3 separate regions of the Homo sapiens genome follow, and all the other regions are linked to region 1. Evidence: chromatin loops called from intact Hi-C (ENCODE). Cell type or tissue: PC-3. All regions are shown on one strand. Links, peaks and the distances in the headings refer to the core of each region. The heading gives the core; the rest is flanking DNA.

What was found. A loop is a pair of places that touch in the nucleus more often than their neighbours do. Peaks named below come from ENCODE experiments on the same cell type or tissue, not always from the same donor. Only the 100,000 strongest peaks of a DNase experiment are listed, where the experiment ranks them.
Region 2: a loop joins it to region 1, with 2.2 times the contacts of the local background. A loop is called at or near these places in 1 of 110 quality-filtered maps.
Region 3: it touches region 1 in a loop (7-fold over the local background); 1 of 110 quality-filtered maps calls a loop at or near these places.

The regions. Positions count from the first base shown.
Region 1 is chr14:73,307,972-73,315,792 of GRCh38, reverse strand. The region is part of intron 6 of NUMB (NUMB endocytic adaptor protein); the gene reads left to right. Among named protein-coding and RNA genes, the nearest start is that of PAPLN-AS1, 66 kb to the right of the region's middle. In PC-3, for the core only: no CTCF peak of the experiment used is centred there; a DNase peak (open chromatin) is centred at 4,232; H3K27ac peaks cover 358 bases.
Region 2 is chr14:73,390,843-73,394,842 of GRCh38, reverse strand. The region is part of intron 2 of NUMB (NUMB endocytic adaptor protein); the gene reads left to right. Among named protein-coding and RNA genes, the nearest start is that of NUMB, 66 kb to the left of the region's middle. In PC-3, for the core only: no CTCF peak of the experiment used is centred there; no DNase peak of the experiment used is centred there.
Region 3 is chr14:73,207,711-73,211,710 of GRCh38, reverse strand. The region is part of intron 9 of PSEN1 (presenilin 1); the gene reads right to left. Among named protein-coding and RNA genes, the nearest start is that of PAPLN, 28 kb to the left of the region's middle. In PC-3, for the core only: no CTCF peak of the experiment used is centred there; a DNase peak (open chromatin) is centred at 1,570; H3K4me3 peaks cover 881 bases; H3K27ac peaks cover 2,414 bases.

The sequences.
Region 1 (7,821 bases), core at 1,864-5,863:
AAAATATTAGCAATATTTGTAACAAGTGGATTTTACATAATGCCCAATATTCACAGGGAAATAGGAAGAAATATTTGAGTAAAAAATAAATATACCCCAAAGTTTACATTCAGTGCAATTTTTTTTCCAATCTAAATTAAATTTCAGGATAGTAAGTGAAAATGGATAAACTTACCTTTAGGGATCCTGCTATGATTTTTAACCTGCATTGCTAATCTAAGAAAAAGTATCTTAATTATTAGCCTACCAAATATCTGTCATATGTGGAATGTTGTTTATGTAGATGCTTTTCAAATAATGATTATTCAGTGTTCAGATCTCCCTAAATTTAAGAATATATGGGGTGGCTGTACACATATCAGTAAATATATTTCTAAATATATTTTGTGTCCAAGTTTATCCTTGTTTAGTTTTGAGTAAGTGCTAAAACTAATTCAGACTGAGACAGTATGAGAGAAAAATACTGTCATTAGATAACAGTATAAATTACTAAAAATTTATGTGATTAACAAAATCCTACAATTTTTTTTCTACTGCATGGTTTTGTCATTTTGGAACTTTGTTTTAAAGAACAAATAATTTACATTTCCTTCTCAATTAAATGTTTAAATGGAACTCATTTTTGCATTTTCTTGTTCTAACTTGTCACCTTAATACTAGTGTAAACAAATTTGAAGTATTTTGATCTAATGATTTAATTCAGTTACTCCTCTCAATCTGAAATAAAAAGTCAAATAATTTACCCACACATGTCACAATACATTTTTTAATAGACATTTTGGGTCTGAGTCAGATTAATAGGTCCTTAGAATATGGGATACATATCTAGAAAGAATCTTATTATTTCCTGTGTAGCACAGCATTATAAGTAGGGATTATATTTGTTAAGGAAATTGATAATTGTTAAGGACACTTTAGGAAACTTTTTGTGGTGTATTTGTTTTTTCCTAAACAGAGTTTCCGAAAGCAATTACACATCGCCACAATTATCATACAATTTTAACTATTGTTCAAGTGACTAGTTTTAATAAGTCTACTTCAAGCAGCAGATAAGGCTATATACGATAAGCTATATAAGATAAGGCGTCATAGATAAGATGAAGGTCAGGTTATAGCAAATATTGATTTGGTTTTTAGAAAGACAATTGTAAAAGTATATATTTTAGCTGGATGTGGTGGTGCACGCTACTCAGGAGCCTGGAGTGGGTTAAGGAACAAAGCTCTTCCCTCAAAATCAATCCTGAGGTCACAGTATTTATTGCTACGTATAATGGGGCCATGATGCACCTACACTGTAGCTGAGCTGGATCACACTGTGTTGGGTAGCTTTTTCACTGCATTTTTTTTTGCTACATGATGAATTTGTATGGTATAAGAAAGAGAATTATGAATCATCTCACTTAATCCTTAACCCAAAAATAATAATTCTCCAGTTTTACAGTGAGAAAACAGAGGTTTGCAGAGGTTAAATGACCTGACTGAATTCACAGATATTTATAATAAGTGGTAAAAAATGGGATTTGAACCCAAATAATCTGACTTCAGAGCCCACACTCTTAATCATTGTGCTGTATAATCACTTTATTTTCATATTATTTATAAGTGAAGATTTTATCTCAAAAGGTGCTAGTAAGTAAAGAGCTTCTTAGAAACTCACTTTTACTTTCTTTTTTATAGAGTAGTAATTTAACTTTAGATTTTATTTCTAATCAATTACTTTTTATTAGTTAAAGCTTTAAATAATCGTCTTTTTTAGTAGAGACGGGGTTTCACCATGTTGGTTGGCCAGGCTGGTCTTGAACTCCTGACCTCAGGTGATCTGCCCGCCTCGGCATGTGCCTGTAATCCCAGCTACTACTCAGGAGGCTGAGGCAGGAGAATTGCTTGAACCTGGGAGGCAGAGGTTGCAATGAGCCAAGATAATGCCATTGCACTCCAGCCTCGGTGACAGAGAGAGATTCCATCTCAAAAAAAAAAAGAAAAAAAAAATCATCTTTTTTAGTGGTTCAAACTAACATTTTATTTATTTGGAAATATTTAAGTCCTACTGCATGTTGAGCATCCCTTATTTGAAATGTTTAGGACCTGAAGGGTTATGGATTTTGGATTTTTTTTTTTTTTTTTCAGATTTTGGAATATTTGCATATATATAATGAGATATTTTGGGGATAAGACCCAAGCCTAAATGCAGAAGTTATTTGTGTTTTATATATGCCTTATACATATAGCCTGAAGATAATTTTATACAATACTTTAAATAATTTTAGTAATAATTTTATATAATTTTATAATTATTGTATAATTAAATAATTTTGTGCATGAAACAAAGTTCATGTACATTGAACCATCAGAAAGCAAAAGTATCACTATCTCAGCCACCCATGTGGAGTCTGTGGTTGTTTGACATTACCATCATTCCCTACTTTGAATTTATATGCTACTGATAAGCAATCATTTTCTTACATTTATTCACACATAAGTATTTCGCTTTCAAAAAAAAAAAGACATAATGGCTGGGCGCGGTGGCTCCAGCCAGCACTTTGGGAGGCCAAGGGCGGGTGGATTGCTTGAGGTCAGGAGTTCAAGACCAGCCTGACCAACAGGGTGAAATCCCTTCTCTACTGAAAATACAAAAAAAATTAGCTGGGCATGGTGGCACACACCTGTAGTCCCAGCTACTCAGGAGGCTGAGGCAGGAGAATTGCTTGAACCCGGGAGGTGGAGGTTGCAGTGAGCCTAGATCACACCACTGCACTCCAGCCTGGACTATAGAGCAAGACTCTGTCTCAAAAAAAAAAAAAAGACATACCACTAGTAGAGTGAAAAAATAATATGTTCAGAGTAACTGAGCAGCACCGTAGCATCACCAGAATACATATGTCAGCTGTTTAACAACAGCAACAACAAACAATGACAGGCTTTGTCTTCCCCTCTGAGGCTGTGTTTTGATTAAAAGATAACTTACACTGTATTTTTTTTTAACGTAAAAAGAAATATCAGAAGCAGTTGAGGGGCCAGGAAGTGGGTCTTCTAGGGATGAAGTGGCATTCTGCTAGATGGCTTTTTTTTTTTTTTTTTTGAGACAGGGTCTCACTCTGTCACCCAAGCTGGAGTGCAGTGGCACAATGATGGCTCACTGCAGCCTCAAACTCCCAGGCTCAGGGGATCCTCCCAACACAGCCTCTCGAGTAGCTGGGACTATTGGCATGTGCCACCACACTCAGCTAATTTTTGTGTTTTTTGTAGAGACAGGGTTTCACCATGTTGCCCAGGCTGGTCTCAAACACCTGAGGTCAAGTGATCTGCCCACCTCACCCTGCCAAAGTGCTGGGATTACAAGCATGAGCAACTGTGCCCAGCGTGCTCGATGGCTTATGTGTTGTATGCCTACTTTTTGTTGTTGTTGTTGTTGAGACAGAGTCCCCCTTCATCACCCAGGCTGGTGCAGTCTCGGTCACTGCAACCTCTGCTTTCTGGGTTCAGGTGATTTTTTGCTTCAGCCTCCCAAGTAGCTGGGACCACAGGCGTTTGCCACCATACCCGGATAATTTTTGTATTTTTAGTAGAGACAGGGTTTCACCATGTTGGCCAGGCTGGTCTCGAATTCCTGACCTCAAGTGATCAGCCTGCCTTGGCCTCCCAAGGTGCTGGGATTACAGGCATGAGCCACAGCACCCAGAATTCTTTTCTTATGTTATTGGGGAAAATTTTTTTTTATGTCATGGTGATTTTATACTAATATATAATTTTTTACAGTGAGTCATTTAAAGAGTTTGGAAAACAGAGAGGGGCAAGTATTACCCATGATCTTACCCAGAATGTGCTTTTAAATGATAATTTTTTCTTTAATTTGGAATCTTTTGAATCTTTCAAGTTGCCATCACTTAATTCATCTCCACCCTAATCTACGAGAAATAGACTGGTGAGAGAGACTTGATTTATTGAGTTTGCTAGGTCAATTGTGGTTTGATGAAACCTCAAAATGAAGCATCTTACAGAACAGTATATGTTACGGAGTTTTTATCCAGTACAGTTCCTCATAAATTTTGATACTTTGTTATTCTTTGAATCATGTATGATTTGATGATCCAGGATAAATAGAACAACAGTAATCAAGAAGTGTTTTTATTAAACACTTTTACGTGAAAGTAAGTAGATAGAAGAATTGTTTGCCCCGATTCTGAATTTATGACTCATAGCCAGGAAAACCTTCTTTTCCGGAAGTTGCCTCTTGGACCTGACCACCATCACTTCCCTATTGTTGCATCACCAGCTGACAGGAGCAGTGTCTCCAGAAACTTTAGCAGTAGGGAACAGATAAACCTGGGTCTGTTACAGGCCTGTAATCCATTGTAAGCTTACAAACATTGTAAAAGAGGGGCAAAAAAACGAAGACCTGAAATAACTTTTTCCAAACTAATTAAATTGCTCATTGCCGTGGCCGGGCACGGTGGCTCATGCCTGTAATCCCAGCACTTTGGGAGGCTGAGGCAGGTGGATCACGAGGTCAGGAGTTCAAGACGAGTCTGGCCAGGATGGTGAAACCCCGTCTCTACTAAAAATACAAAAATTAGCCAGGCGTGATGGCAGGCGCCTGTAATCCCAGCTACTCAGGAGGCTGAGGCAAGAGAATCGCTTGAACACCGGGGGTAGGCAGAGGTTGCAGTGAGCCCAGATCATGACACTGCACTTCAGCCTGGGTGACAGAGTGAGACTATGTCAAAAATAAATAAATAAATAAATAAATAGCTCATTGCCTTAGGAAAGCCAATAATGCACTCAGCTTTTTAGGGATTATTACATGCAGCTTCATTCATAGTTGGCTATACTAGGCAAATACTTTATTACCAAATAATTACATGGCACTTAACATTTGAAAAAATGTTTTTATAATTTTAATGTATTTGAGGAACCCTATGAACTAAGTAATCTGTATTCCCATTTTATGAAGAAACTGACTCAACATAGAGACAGGAAATATTCTTAGGCCACCCTATTAGATCTCTTTTTAAAGCCATTTACTTGTATTTATATAGAGCTTTATAGTTTATTATGTGCTTTGACCTACTTTCTAATTTGCCATTCATAACAGTTCAGTGAATTGGACAGGGTAGTTCATGAAACTGCATTTTACAAATGAATAAACAGAAGCTCAGAGAGTTCACCCAGCTAATACTAAATGGCAGTGCCTACACTGAAAGCAAGGTTTTCTGAAACTTAGTGCAAAGTTCTTTCATCTACCCCATGTTGATGTTCTGTCATTCAAAAAGCATTCCTCTGCTTTCCTCGGGTATGCCTTAATTATAATGAATGGAGAAGTGTCTAATGCAGAGGACGCTAGACAGCCCAATGGCCTGAATACTTCCACAAACATGGATTGTATGGCCTGCACACAGTTTATAAATTTGAATTAGTTGCAAATATTTTAAACATTGAGAACTTTCAATAAATATCCTACTTTTCAGTAGGACATTTATCTTAAGAATTAGCAGACCTGGCAAAACAATATGCTTTCTGTGTGGCAACAGTTTCCTGACCTGAGTAGCAGCTATGCCCTTTGCCTATTCGCCACAATCCCTGCAACTCCCTGTTGTCCCTGCTTCACTCATTTGTTATGTGCCTTTAATTCTTGTAGGCATTTGAGTTTGTGAACTCCTCTCTGGGTTATGTCACTTTGATTTATTTTTCTTTGTAGCAACCACTTCTGACTGTATAAAAATCACCAAAAATATTATAATATCTGTTCTAACAGATCCTGTTAATATACTGCCAAATATAGTTTTTCAAGTTTTTATGTTTTTACAATTGCTAAATGGCACCATTAGAAATGGTTAAGTTTTAGAGAATGCATGGTTGAAAAGTAATATGTTGTTATGTTGTTTTAACCTAATTCCTGAGAGTAAAGGATTTCATGGCATTTATGACTCCACTCTTGAATTAGTATATTCAAATCTACATTCTATTTTATATTTCCTAAATTTTCTCCTCTATGACAACTTGTACTTAGTGCTTATCTTCATTCTGGATCCTATTTTTATTATTATTATTATTATTATTATTATTATTATTATTATACCTTAAGTTCTGGGATATATGTGCAGAACATGCAGGTTTGTTACATAGTTATACATGTGCCATGGTGGTTTGCTGCACCCATCAACCTGTCATCTAGGTTTTAAACCCCGCATGTGTTAGGTATTTGTCCCCTTGCCCCCAACTCTCTGACAGGCCCCAGTGTGTGGTGTTCCCCTCCCTGTGTCCATGTGTTCTCATTGTTCAACTCCCAATTATGAGTGAGAACAGGTGGTATTTGGTTTTCTGTTCCTGTGTTAGTTTGCTGAGAATGATGGTTTCCAGCTTCATCCATGTCCCTACAAAGGACATGAACTCATTCTTTTTTACGGCTGCATAGTATTCCATACTGTATATGTGCCACATTTTCTTTATCCAGTCTGTCATTGATGGGCATTTGGGTTGGTTCCAAGTCTTTGCTATTGTGAATAGTGCTGCAGTAAACATACATGTGCAAGTGTCTTTATAGTAGAATGATTTATATTCTTTTGGGTATTGGATCCTATTCTTTAAAAGTGCATCTGTGCTCATATATTGTTTCCCTCCCATTCAAGGGATGAACTATCTGTGTTCCTCACAGAGGCCAACTCCTCCACCAGATTCTTCTTATTCCAACTCTTACTTATTCTGGCAATGCTACCCCCTCTCCCCTCTATAATCAGTTTTCTTTCTCTAGTGGATCATCCATTAGCATAAAAATATACCATCTTCTTTTTAAAAAAAGGTTTCTTCTTGGTACCCTCAGTTCCTTCTTCTGTTGAACCCATTTAATCATCTCCACAACTTTTACCTCTGCCACCCCACCACGGCTGCCCTTATCTTCTTTTGTATTACTATTCCAGTAGTCCTATCGCCTTACTCAGACTATCAGCAGCAATTCACATAGCCCATCTCTCACTCCCCTTTGAAACACTATTCATTTGGAGTTCAGGGATCATACTTTCCCAGTTCTCCCCTTCGTCTGTGGACTCTTCTCAGCCTACACCTGTTAATGATCTCATCCACAGTGTGATGGCTTTAAATATCATTTATGTAATATATGCTGATGGTTTTGAAATTTATATCTCCATACATCTCCCCTGAACTCCATAATGGTATTTCCGTCTTACAAGCAATATAGCATAGGAATCAAGGTCCCAGCCTTTGGGGCCAGATTACTTGCATTTACTAGCTTTGCGATTAATGCCTACTTCATGTGATTGTTGTGAAGATTAGATGAATAAATATGAGTGAAGAGCACCAAATGGCCTGTTTTGGTAGATAGGTGTCAATATCATCATTATTAAACTTTTTCTCTTCGATATCTGCTAGTCACCTCACACTTTAATATGTCACAAATCAAATTCCCCCAAGGAGAGAAGGATCTTTCTCTCCTAGTCTTTCCCAGTCTCAATATACAGCATCTCTGTCCCTATGCTCTAGCCAAACCCTGGATTTGACCTTGACTTCTCTTTTTCTTATACCCTACATCCACTCCATCAACAGTTCCTGTCTGCTTCAGCCTTCAAGAACCTAATCAATTCTCACTATCTCCACCACTCCTACCCTGGTCCAAGCCAGCATCTCCTCTTATCTGAACCATTGCAGTAGCATCCTACTAGCATCCTACTACCCCTGCTTTCATTATTGTCCTCCTGCCATCCCCTCTTGAGAGATCAACCCGAGTGATCTTTTTAAGACAGAGGCCCGGCCGGGCGCGGTGGCTCACGCCTGTAATCCCAGCACGTTGGGAGGACGAGGCGGGCGGAT
Region 2 (4,000 bases), core at 1-4,000, 81 kb before region 1:
ATGTTATTTTTTGTTTCAAATGAAGAAATGCATAAGCAAAAAAAAAGAAAAGACAGACAAATACTTCATGATTTCACTTATAAGTGGAGTCTTGAAAAGTCAAATTCAGAAACAGTCTGGTAGAATGATGGTTGCCAGGATCTAGGGAGGAAGAGAGGGAACAGGTCAAAGGGTACAAAGTTTCGGTTAGGATGAATAAGTTCTGGAGATCCCTTGTACAACAATGGTGACTGTAGTTAATAATAATGTATTATATACTTGAAAAGGAGAGCAGAGTGTGGTGACTTGTGCCTGTAGTTCCACCTACTCAGGAGGCATAGGCCAGAGGATCACTGGGGCCCAGGAATTCAAAGCTGTGGTGAGCTTTGTCACACCACTGCACTTCAGCCTGGGCAACAGAGTGAGACAATCTCTCTCTCTTTTTTTTTTTTTTTTTTAAAGAAAACTGCAAAGACAATAAATCTTAAATGTTCTCACAAAACCAAAATAAGTATGTGAGGTGATGGATATGTTAATTAGCTCAATTTAACCATTTCACAATGTATACATACATCAAAACATCACGTTGTATATCATAAATACATAATTTTTATTTGTCTCCCGGGATGCAGTGGCTCACGCCTGTAATCCCAGCACGAGGTGGGTTGATCACCTGAGGTCACGAGTTCGAGACCAGCCTGGCCAACATGGTGAAACTCTGTCTCTACTAAAAATAGAAAATTAAAGGGGCATGCCCATAATCCCAGCTACTTGGGAGGCTAAGGCAGGAGAATCGCTTGAACCCGGGAGGCAGAGGCTGCAGTGAGCCAAGATCGCGCAATTGCACTCCAGCCTGGGCACAAGAGTGAAACTCCGTCTCAAAAAAGAATAATAATTTTTATTTGTCAACTATACCTTAACAAAAAATTAATTTTAAAATTAAATTTAAACAGTTAAGATTATGCAAAAAAAGTATTAATATTAAGACCCACTTGCTATGAAAGTTGCTACTAATGGTGCAAAGCTATTAGAAGAGGGGAAAAGATCCCAGCAAAAACTTGTGACTCTTCTTGGCTCAGAGAGACAATAAAATGAAAGTGCTTTATTTTAAAGACTTTTATTAGATTAGGAGCCAGAATTCACAAGTATTGGTGAAAAGAATAATAATTTAGGCAGGTTTGCCATATTTCATTGGCACTGGGTTATTGACACCTAGTGTTTTTTGATGATGCATTGTTACTAAAGAGCAACTGCAAACATTAAAACTGGCTCTTATTCCAGCCTTCCAGCCTTCAGTGACTTTTTGCTAGAATGAGTGCTTTGTAAACAAACTGTTGATTTTATGATGGCATTAGAGTCTGTCAAATTGCCAATCTTCCAGATTTATACAGCCTTAGAAATCATGTGATTTAATTAAGCATTCCATGATTTTGTTCTTATTGCTATCTCCAAAGTTTATGTTCTTGACCTAACAATTAGTTGTCAGAGTTACTGCTCTGAAAGAAATGGTGAATATTGCAATTGGAATGATAGCCCCCTTATTTTATAACTCATCTTACCTTCCACTACAGTGTGGTAGACTGGATAGCTGTCTAGCCTTAGTCAAGCCACTTAATTTCTCTGTGCTTTAGTTTTCTTACCTGTAAAATTGGGCTGCTGAAAACCATCTCAGATTATTATCAGGATTAAATGCAATGTGATATATAATGTGCACAGCACTGTTCACATAGACACTTAGTAATTTATAGATTCCTTTCAACTTCTCAACTTCTTTTAATATGAGTAAGTGTTCTTCACAGTTCCCTCTTGATAATTTCCTCCCCTCACCACTGTTAACCTTTTTGGGTTCTTATCCTTCTTGCAGAATCTGACGTAAGCAGTGACCCCTCCTCCCAGAAAAACGCACATGTCTATTAAATTTTGCCTACAACTTTGGGACTTCATAGAACTCCCCCCGCCCAGAAAAAAATCCCCCAATCTCATGTGTGGACCAGGTTAAGGATCCTCTTACCCTTGGTAGACTTACTCAGTTTTCCTAGCTTTGGTTGTCATCTCAGTGTAGATGGTTCCTAAATCTGGTTTTCTTTCTTTTGAACTGCTACCTGCTAGATGTTATCATGGTGTCTTAATATAATAGAGAATCAGTGAATGGAAGAGTAAATTGCAACATTTAATTATTGTTATTATAGGCCAAATAAATATATGACACTGTGTGGCTAGACTTAGAGATCTGTGTTGACTATAAACTACAGCCAATAAAGTTTAATCAGGTTAGATATCGACTAAGGCACAACTGTCTAATTTCCTGAGGTATTGATTGAAGCTTACTTGTAAGCTTGTGAAACAGTTTCAGTCACAGTTCCAAGTGTGGTAGCCTCTTTCAGATTGCAGGCTACCAGCCAAAATGTCTTCTCATCTGAAAATCTATTTCTCTTTCAAATGTTATCATGGAGAGCTAGGTGTTATTAGAGCCTTTGCATTCAACTTTTTCACTCATTCACAGTTTTAGTTAGGACTCATAATTGCAGGGGACAGAAACCCATTTTAAGGGGGAAAAAGAGTTATTGGCTCAAGTAATTAATTAATCCAATCAAACCTGATATAGCACAGATTTAGGGGCAAGAATGACCTTCAGGGGCTTTTACTTTGATCCTGTATTTCTCAGCTCTGTTTTCCTTTGCCTCTTGGCCTTACTTCTCCTGAGATGAGCTTTCTTCAGGTAATCAAGGGAAGATGGTTGCAAGCACCTCCAGTTCACATTGGTTGTATAGTTGCAATCCTACAGGAATCAAGGTAATATTTCCCCATCATGTAAAAAACAAAACAAAGCAAAACAAAAAACCCTGGGGAAGATTTTGGACTGGCTTGGGTGATTTAGTTAATGTTCCCTGCACTTACTCCTCTTCCGTATATACACAAAATGGGTAGGAAGTTCCCCAGTAGAATTGGTAAACAGATGTACAACAGTCTTCCAGGATTATTTTATAATAAAGTATTTGAGTAGAACCCAATTCTGTGGACAATAGTAGTCTTTTCATCTCTTAGGACATTTAATGAGATTGCCAGAAAACTACAACTCCTCCCACCTCTACCTGTTGGTATCACTTGATTGCTGAATTACCTATATAAATAGTTCTCAAATGTGCACCATCTAGGGGCTTGTTAGTAATGCAAATGCTGGGGCCTCATCCCAGACCTACTGTGTTAGAAACCTTAGGGGTGAGGCCCAGCAATCTGTACATTAAGCCATCTAAGTGATTTTTATGTATGCTAAAGCTTGAGAACCACTGACCTTTATCATGGATGCTCACAGCTGTCTGAAATAGGAGAATGAATCATTGTTAGAGTAATTAGTGATTTTATTATTGACAATCAATAATAAAAATAATTATTTAATTAAATAATAAACCCCTGACAGATGCAACTGAAAATGATTTTTTCTTTTTCTTTTTTCTTTTAGATATTTGTGTCCCATGTGATAGAAATGATTTTTTAAAATTTAAATTTTTGCAAGATTATTATCTGTATAATTTCAGTCATTTCAGTTCTAAGGAGATGCAGTCATCCAAAAAAAAAAAAAGAAAAAAAATCCACTGAAAAGGATTTTTTCATTGCCATTTATACACCAGTGAGACCAAATATGTTTATGCACGATGGTTTAATTCCTTATACAGTCCTATGAAATAGGTCATAGTGTTGTATCCCCATTGTTGCTGAAAAGAAAACCAAGGCTGAGAAAGGTTTAAAAAGTTGGCCAAGGTAGAGTATCTAATATAGCAGAAAAAGAGTTTGAATATATATTCAACCTCTATTTTCAAAAATAGAGGTTGAATATATTCAACAAGTCTTATATTGAGGGCCTATAGTGTTTCAAAACCTGTTGTAAGTATCAAGAGTATAAAAATACTTAAGACCAGCCAGGTGTGGTGGCTCATGCCTGTAATCCCAGCACTTTGGGAGGCCAAGGTGGGCGGATCACCTGAGGTCAGGAGTTCAAGACCAGCTTGACTAACATGGTGAA
Region 3 (4,000 bases), core at 1-4,000, 100 kb after region 1:
AAAATTACATGGAAACAGTAACTAGCTGTCATTGTAACTAGCTGGCCCTTAAACCACAAAGCATGGGCTGTAGCAGTGCCTGCTGGTAGTTTATCCAACAGCTATTTTCTCCTTTATTTCCTGAGGGCAGAATCCTGAATTGTTTGGGTTCCCACCCCCTCCCACATGACTCTGGTGGTGAATCCTGACCAAGCCAAGCCAAGCACGGTAATCCCACCAAGCCTCTTCCTAACAAAAGCTCTAAGGTTGTGGGGTTGTAACTTGGTATGAACCTATGAGTGGTGAAGCAAAGTCCACCGGGATTCCTGGGAAAATTTTTCTCACTCTTTAAGAGAGACTAAAGGAAAAAATAAACAGTCCCCTTCTACCCCTGAATGTTGCCTTATCTAGACATGATGCCTAGAACTACAGCTGTCATGACCACGAAGAGCAGTGGGCTGAAGACCAAGCCTATAAACTAGTGATGGTAGAGTAGGAAGTTGGGCTACTTGAAAACATCCCTGAGCCACCAAATTAACCAACCCTACAAATTTCAAATGCCTACACCTCAGGCCTTCCTGTCACGTGAAAGAATAAATTTCTTCTTTGTTTAAGGCAACTGAGTTGGGCTTTTTATCTTTTGCAACTGAAAGCTTCCTAACTGTTGGCACTCATCCCTGGATTTGGTGACAAAATTATAAAAGTGGCTTCATTCTGGAGGGTGGATTGGGAAAGGAGCGGGGAGTGAATGTCTTTATGGGCCAGTCATTTCATTATAATGACTATCAATCTCATTGAAAATGGTGAGCATGATAGTCTTAAAAAACTTCCATACATTAAAAATAATTAAAATATATAAGTGAAGTTCAAAGTACTTTTATTCTTCCTTCATTTTTTATAAAAGTAATACATGTTCAGAGCAGAAGTAGATTTGCCATGAATAAGTAAAGCTTGTAAGCTTCAGGGCCCTTCCTTGCATGGCTTCCTCTGGGAGAGCCCTCACAATTTTGTATTGATAGTTTTGTATTCTTTTTATTATCCAGATCTCCAAAAACCTGAATCTTCTCTGGTTTGGAGTTTATGAAATAATATAAGAATAAGATTTATAAATGAAAACAGCAGTCCCTTTTCTACCCCCTCCCTCCTCACTTCTGATACTCATTCCTACCTTAAACTCTTTTAGCCATCCCTTTTGGTATTTACCTCCATAATTAATTATAAGTAGCATGCTCATTGTGCCATAACTTGATGTTTTAATTTGAGGTACTTATTCACCTCCTATAGAGAAGATAAAGCATTAGGTCTCATCCTTTAGTGCACGCAAATGTAACTCTTCCTGTCTTCCCAGTGCCATAACCTTATATTAAATTCAGCTTTATATTCTCACTATGCAAATAATATTCACAACTAAACTACTTTGCTATAGCCAGAATATACTATAATTACATTTGCTTTTTTGAGCAAGTTTTTGTTTTCTTTGGAAAACTGCCTCATTTTTTTCCACTGATGAATTTTATATTATTATCTATGACTAATTTATCCTGAAATGCTCTGACAGAGCTCAACCACATCAGGTAATCTCTCAGTTCTTTTGTTTGTTTTTTCCTTACACAGATATCCCTCTTGGAGCCCTATGCCCTTTTGTTCCAATGTAACTTCTAGTTCCGTTAACACAGTGATTTTTCAACTAGGGATAGCACCTCCCTTCCGGGGAGTGTTTGGAAATAACTAGGATGGAGGAGTTTTTGATTATTGCAAAGCCTTAAAGCCATTATTGGCATTTAGTGGGTGAGGGGCCAGGGATGTTAAATATCTTGCAATATGAGGGAAAGTCCCACAAAGAACTGTGCCCCCCAAAATACCAGCAGCATTCTCACTGAGGAAGCCTGCAGTTCATCCAGCCTTCTCATTTCAAAGCCCTTGCTCATGTTGTCCCTCTCTTGGAAAGCTCTTCCTCCATCCTTCAGCGGGCCGTCCCCTATTACCACTTCCTCAGGGAAGCACCCCTTGACTTTCCAGGATACGTAAAATTCCCCTATTATAAACTTTCATAGCAACTTATACGTCTTCTTTGTAGTACCTATCACAACTGTATGAATTATTTATGTAATAATTTGTTGACCATCTATCTCTCCAAATAGACTATAAGCTCCACAAGGGCAGGGGAAATCTTGTTCAGTGCTATATCCCCAGGGCCTAGCACATAGTCAGGTGCTCAGTCAACATCTGTAAAATGAATGAAATTCTGTTGTATCACTCACTCACATACATATATACCTACATGCTCACAGACAATCATTTGATTTTCTTTAGCTTAACACAGGTTAACACAAGAGCCAGGCTTGTGGCAATTCTTTCCAGTATATTTCTTACTTTTCTATCAGGTTTACTAGTGGTCTTGATGGCAGCAGCGGCCCATCTGGAGTGGCTGCTGCAAAGATGGCAGCTGCAGCAGGGGAGGTGCAGCTGGGGCAGCATGCTCTGTGAGCTGGCAGGAGCCAGGAACAGGCGGGAGTCCTGCCCCCTTCTGAGTTGGTGGGGCAGAAGTCCCGCACTCCCACAGCTGCAGCTTCCCAGCTGTGGCTGTAGACCTGGGCATCCCTGTGCTCTCAGGGGTCCAGGAAGCCCCTTGCGTCTGCAGGCTCCGATTTCAGAGCAAAGTTGTGGCTGAGGCTGGGTGCTGTCATGACCTGGCCGGGTGTGCGGGCGCTTGGGGCAGCACTGACATGCCAGCCCCCTGCCACCTTGGCCCCCTCTGGACTTTGGGTGCTGACAAGCATGGGAGGGAGACTGAGGAGGGGCTGAAGGCAGCTTACCGTGGGCCTGCAGGCACCCTTTGGCATGAACAGCCTGGGTGCCATGGGAGCTATAGACAGCAGGTTGATGGCAGCAGGAGGCAGACAGGCTCCTAGGCGGAAAGGGGAAGTTCCCTGGTGAAGCACCACCTCAAGTCAGGGAAAGCCTGAAGCCTGGAGGCCAAGCTCCCAGTTCCACAGACCACAGTGAGAACTTATGGTGCATTTTCTGGGCCTGCTCATGGCCACCCATGGACCCATCAGCATGTACTTCCTCCCCTCTGAAGCCCATAAAAACCCCAGACTCAGTCAGACTTGGGCAGATGAAGGGACAACCTGCCTGCAGAAAGAAGCTACCCACTCCGGGTCTCCTCTCCACTGAGGGCTGCAGAGATGATGGGATGACCTGCTTGTGGATAGGAGATACCCATTCCGGGTCTCCTCTCCACTGAGGATTACAGACATCAGGATGACCTGCCTGCAGACAGGAGCTACCCACTCCAGGTCTCCTCTCCACTGAGAGCTGCAGAGACAATGGGACGACCTGCCTGCAGATAGGGTCTCCTGAGAGCTGTACTGTTGCTCAATAAAGCACCTTTTCATCTTGCTCTCCCTCCAGCTGTCCACGTACTTCATTCTTCCTGGATGCAGGACAAGAACTTGGGACCCATTGAATGGCAGGATTGAAAGAACCGTAAGACAAACAGGGCTGAAACGTGCCCCCCACTTGCCACGTTGCAGGTGGCGAGAAGGAGAGAAGAGAGGAGTGAAGAGATGTGGCCCTTCGGGGAGTCCAGACTCAGGAGTTCCCTAAGCCAGGGCTATGACCCCCCTCTTTGGGGTTCTGCAGTTCCTGGCATCTCCAAGCTTCTGGGTGCCCCTGTGTTCCCCAGGTTAACACAAGGTTAACACAAGAGCCAGGCTTGTGGCAATTCTTTCCAGTATATTTCTTACTTTTCTATCAGGTTTACTAGTGGTAGTGGCCTGTAGTCAAAGCTGCTTAGGTAATGCCTGGTCTAGCTGCAGCAGGGAGCTAGTACCTGAGGCTGCCTGCCCTGCTGCAGCCAGCATGCCTGGCTGTGTGCAGTGGCTGGACCCTGCACTCACTTGCTCATGCACTCCTCGCTGCTCCATGCCTGGCTTGCCTTTGGCAGGCATGGGGTCCAGCTGGTAGAGAAAGCCAAGCATAGCCAGCTAGGCTGAGTAGGTGGAATGAGCCCAGTGGG